2 separate regions of the Homo sapiens genome follow, and region 1 is linked to region 2. The links are chromatin contacts, found by Hi-C or POLR2A ChIA-PET in ENCODE. All regions are on one chromosome and are shown on one strand. The core of a region is the stretch at or near the end of the contact, and the rest is flanking DNA. Distances in the headings are between cores, read along the strand shown. Region 1 has its middle 48 kb from the start of LRPPRC. Region 2 has its middle 48 kb from the start of PPM1B-DT.

Region 1 (2,700 bases), core at 191-2,690, 76 kb before region 2:
GCCTGGCGACAGAGTGAGACTCTGCCTCAAAAAAAAAAAATTTTTTTTCTTCCTTCTGCATATATTATCTGGTATTCTTCGAGCTCTAGAATTTTGCTAATCAAAGGGAATAGTGGAGTTGCCAGGCTCTCAAGGCCAAATGAGGGCCCTGTTTTCTTGGCCTCTTTCCATGTTAAAAAGATTAATCCACCCTCCCCAAAGTGGCCACACCTAAATCCTAGTCTCTAACCGAAGGCAACTCTTTGTGCTCAGATAAGGTGGAAGTCAGCAAGGATCCTAGTAGAGGGGTCTACCCTTTGCTCCAGGAAAAAAGGGGCTCTAGGAGTAGCAGCAAGGCCTTCCCAGGACACAGGGAACTCAAGGCTGCTCAGGAACTGAGGCCTGATCTCCAGAGATCATCATTAGTTTGGGGAGGGCTCCCTTTGTCCACCCCCTTACCCTACCCCGGTCAGGCTCATTCTGGGGCCCTGGATTTCTGCTCTTCTCCAGGGAAGCAGCAGCATTCAGCCACTCACACCAGAAACAAATATCTGGGACTGTGGCTTTGACTTTCTGGTGCTTTTCCCTGTATCCTCAGATGAGCTCCACGTCCTTTGCCACCCTTGGCTTGGGCACTGGGCTGCATACCTCCTGCAGTTGCCCTTCTTTGAGGAGCAGGGACAGAGCTGATCTCCTGTTCCATGTCCCTCCATTAGCCCTTTCCTAGATCTAAGTCTTCCCCAAAAAGCCCTGGGACAAACAGTCCCAAAGGCAGGGCCCAATTGCTGGATTAAATGCTTAACTCCGAAGGTCCAGGATATATTTTATTTATATATATCTCGATTATTAACTCTATCCCAGGCTCCATCCCCGGCTCAGTGTGGATAACTCTCCCCTCAGCAGCCGAATAAATCAGACCATTCTTCCTCTCCTGTAGAAGTTAGGTCTGCATGGAAAAGATAGCACTTACACTCATTTCTAAGAGGAAGATGTACTTTAAGTTCTGTATGAAAACATTGAGTTCCATGGTATACACTGTTGGCATGAAAACAATGAGACTTTTAATTGCTCCCGAAACTCTAATATATATATTAGAGTTAATAATTAATATATAATATAATAGATATTATTATATGTAATATATATATATATATATATATATATATATATATATATATATAAATACTTGAAAATAGTCACCTGCCTTTAGACAGTTGTAAGCCACAGGGGAAACTCTTTGAATTCCCACCAATAACCATTTGGCTTAGAACGACTTTCAGCTGTTTCTAAAAATCAAATTCACCCTGAAACGAGGGTGGTTTGCTCTCACCTCACGATGGTGGGGAGAAGGTGGGCAGCAGTTAAATATGCCGTGGGGCTGAATGTGACCAACACGACAGTGCAGGGAAAGCTCCTTTGTCCCTGCGCGGCCCAGACTGGGACGCTAGATGGCAGGCTCACCTTCTAGATGGAAGCTTCCGGCTCCTTCTAGAGGGAAGCAGCCAGCCCTGGCAGCCCGGCCTCTGCTGGCAGTAGCCACACACTCCTGAGCAGTTCCCAGGGGCCTCCAGTGGGCTCCCCAGGGAGGGTGTGACCGATCCTCAGTGGAAGGCCCCAGAAGTGTCTGATGTGAGAACAGGGAACGCCTGCCTGTCTCCTGCAGCTGCAGTGGGATCAGGGTTAGGGCCCACTTGATCCCAAACCTCATGGTTTGTGGCTATGGTGACTCCACTGGGCTGCCAGCCACACCCTCCTCCCACCTGCCTGTCCCCGTATGGGGGTGAGAAATGTCTCCAGCTTTCTTGGGCTGGCCCAAGGTTCGAGGTCTTTCAGGATGTCTGAAACTTGAGGTTACGCTTTATGCAACCTATTATCAAATAGAGGGTCTGGTGGGGTGTGGTGGCTCATGCCTGTAATCCCAGCACTCTGGGAGGCCGAGGCGGGCAGATCACCTGAGGTCAGGAGTTCTAGACCAGCCTGGCCAACATGGCGTAACCCTGTCTCTAGTAAAAATACCAAAAAAAAAAAATAGAAAAAAAAATAGCGGGGTGTAGTGGTGCGCACCTGTAGTCCCAGCTACTCGGGAGGCTGAGGCAGGAGAATCACTTGAACCTGGGAGGCGGAGGTTGCAGTGAGCCAAGATCATGCCACTGCACTCCAGCCTGGATGACAGAGCGAGACTGTCTCAAAAAAAAAAAACAAAAAAAACAAAAAAAAAAAAAACAGAGGGTTCTACTCTGGGTGTGGGCACTGCTGAGTGCCAGGAAACACTGCTAAGTGCCAGGAAAGAAATGTACAAGCCTGGGCTGACCACTGGGCTTGGGGTCTGTGTTTTCATTAATGTTCACGCCTCAGAGCATTCTTCACCCTTCTTCTTTTGGCTGCCCCTGCCCTCCTCCCATCCTACCCAGGGTTTACCAATAAGTACAAGTTCTCTAAAGGGCAAGAACCTTCAAGGACTTGCTTCTGGATTCCTGTGCCTGCTGCGTGGTGAGGCTCAGTGAATGTCTGCTAAATGAGTGATTGATTGAATAAATTAATGTTGGGATCCAGAAATCATCTGGCTTAGCCTCCTCCTTTTAGAAAGGGTATCAACTAATTGGAAATGTATTATGTTTTCTAGGATGCCTGCTTTCATCTTTACCCTCCTTCCCCTCTCCCATTTGAGATCCCACTCCCAGGGTCTCCATTTGGGAGTGCCTGAACCTTTCTTACATCTAG
Region 2 (2,700 bases), core at 118-2,617:
AACAATTTAGCAAGTGGTTAAAAAACAAATGGCATGGTGTTCCAATAAATATGTATTAATTTGTTTTAAATAAAAAATTGTTTCAGTGAGAGCAAAAAAAGCCTTATTTTCAGACAAGTAAGATAATAGGCTAGAGAAGTGTGTGTGTGTGTGTGTGTGTGTGTGTGTGTGTGTGTGTGTGGTGGCATGATTATCGAGGAAGGATCTTGAGGGGTAGTCTGAAGAGTTTGAATTAGATACAAAAAGAGTTCTGGGCCAAGTGTGGTGGCTCATGCCTATAATCCCAGGATTTTGGGAGGTCAAGGCAGGAAGATTGCTTAAGGCTAGGAGTTTGAGACCAGCCTGGGCAACATAATGAGACTGAGTCTCTAACAACAATAACAGCAGAAGTGTTCTGGAATAAATATGAATTCAACTAGTAAGCTTTTCAGTTTTTTCTAGTGTTCCCCTCAGGGTGGTCAAGGGTTTATTTTTATTGGAAATTATATTGTAACAGAAGTACAAAGTAACACATGCTCAATTATAAAAGAAAAATCATAAAAGAAACATCAGGAGGGTTAAAAGTAAAACAAGGAAAGAAATCAGCATGTATTCTTTTGAAACAATAGAAAGAATTCCTATTCATTTTAAATTAAATACTAATAAAGTCTTGCTTTCCATAAAGGGATAAATAAATCTGTTACTATTTTTATTAAGAGACAATCTGGATGATTGGAGAGCTATACTTATTTAACCAGATCCTAAGATAAATTAGTAGTTGTTCACCCAGTATTTCATGTTTCCCAATACCTCCCAGCCTCCTTGTCAGTTTAGGGCCATATGACCAGTCCTTCCTGGTAGACTGTGAGCAGAAGTGATTATGTTTGGGCCACTATACTTAAGCCTGGGCAACATAGCAAGACACCATCTCTTTTTTTTAAAAAAAAAAAGGGATATGAAAGACTTTTATTCACTATGAATACTTTATCATATATATATAATGAACTTCCTCCATTTGATAGAGTACAGGGAAAATTTATTGAGAACTTAATTCAGTGCCAAGCCCTGTTAAAAATATACCATTCTAATATAGTACATTAAATTCTAAGTGAATTATATGTATTAACATTAACTCATTATAGCCTTAAAATAACCCTACAAAATGGATGCTATTATTATCCATTTTACAGATGAGGACAGTAGGCACAGATGGGTTAAAGACCTGCCCAAGAGTACACAGATGGTGAATGATGAAGCCAGAATTTGAACCCAGGCAGTCTTTCTGGAGCTGCATGTACAGCCTTTACTAATTCCAAGCAACAACGTTTTGAATCTATGAATTCTGTGGTTAGATTTTGTGGTTTGCTTTTTTCCCCATGCCTTGCATGCAGTGCTTGAGTCACGTTTCCTCTTTGATGCCTTTGAAAAGTGACTCTTTGGTTTGGAAACCAGTTAAAATTCTTGCCCTAAGAAATGGTATATTTCAAAACATGAGTAAACATAGTATGAGCTGAGGATCAGTGCTTTAATTGCAACCAATTCAATTCAACAAAGTGTTTGTTGAGTAACTACTATATGCCAAGCTCTGTATTGTGTACTGGGGATACAATAGAGACGCTATCCTTGCCTCATAGGACCAAGCCACCATTACTGAGGGGTTTATGGTATTTTCCTCAGGTGTGTTAGTGAGGAAAAAAATCAGGACCATGGTGTTTTCTATCTATACTAAGCTACTAAGGAGGAACTTAGAAATTAAAACTCAGAATTTAATAATGTTTATTTACTCGTTTAAAATGCTAATAAATCAGCCAGTTGCGGTGGCTCGTGCCTGTAGTTCCAGCACTTTTGGAGGCCGAGGCAAGTGGATCACCTGAGGTCAGGAGTTTGAGACCAGCTTGTCCAATATGGTGAAACCCCATCTCTACTAAAAATGCAAAAAGTAGCCAGTCGTGGTGGCATATGCTTATAGTCCTAGCTACTCGGGAGGCTGAGGCAGGAGAATTGCTTGAACCCGGGAGGCGGGGGTTGCAGTAAGCCAAGATTGCGCCACTGCACTCCAGCCTGGGCAATGGAGGGAGACTCTGTCTCAAAACACTAAATAAATAAAATAAAATAAAATACTAATAAACCCATTATATAAACAGGTTGACAATAATGATATGTTTGATGAAAACAATTATTTCCAAAACAAAAAAAAAATGGTGAAAAGAGTGGCATTGGTTTTCTCTTCTTTTGGCTAGTCTCCATAATATCTTACTTAATAGAAGACAGGTAGGTTGTCATACCCACTTCTGCATTCGATCTATTGCAATATGTTGTTTTAGTTGAAATATATGAAGAACATCTGGCCTCACACAGGTAGTTGGAAAAGGAGGGACATTTTAGTAGTCATTTCAGATTCCGATAAGTGTGGATATTCTTATTTGATATTACACCAAAACTTGACAAGTTGTAGTTTCCTAAAGGTTAGTAGCAATTTGAGATCTGACCTTCACATGCTGTTATATTAAAATCAACTTATCTGGCCGAGCGCAGTGGCTCATGCTTGTAATCCCAGGGCTTTGGGAGGCCAAGGAGGGTAGATCACCTGAGATCAGGAGTTTGAGGCCAGCCTGGCCAACATCATGAAACCCCATCTCCACTAAAAATACAAAAATTATCTGGGCGTGGTTGTGCATGCCTCTAGTCCTGGCTACTTGGGAGGCTGAGGCAGGAGAATCA

The links. Hi-C counts contacts between places; a loop is a spot of excess contacts on that map. ChIA-PET counts read pairs that join two places held with the same protein, here RNA polymerase II (POLR2A). Pooled maps may share reads with other maps.
Region 1: a pooled map shows a loop between it and region 2 (2.6-fold over the local background). The contact joins two enhancer-like sites. A Hi-C loop is called at or near these places in 1 of 50 pooled maps. POLR2A ChIA-PET finds 5 or more read pairs at or near these places in 5 of 52 experiments (CD4-positive, alpha-beta T cell, MCF 10A, PC-9 and 2 more).

Annotation. Positions count from the first base shown.
Region 1 is chr2:44,042,936-44,045,635 of GRCh38, forward strand. No RefSeq gene overlaps it. Among named protein-coding and RNA genes, the nearest start is that of LRPPRC, 48 kb to the left of the region's middle. RefSeq lists an enhancer at 1,319-1,368. Within about 2 kb of position 1,441, at least 4 of the 41 ENCODE cell types and tissues checked have a DNase peak (open chromatin) inside an H3K27ac peak, as active enhancers do.
Region 2 is chr2:44,119,249-44,121,948 of GRCh38, forward strand. No RefSeq gene overlaps it. Among named protein-coding and RNA genes, the nearest start is that of PPM1B-DT, 48 kb to the right of the region's middle. Within about 2 kb of position 1,368, at least 2 of the 41 ENCODE cell types and tissues checked have a DNase peak (open chromatin) inside an H3K27ac peak, as active enhancers do.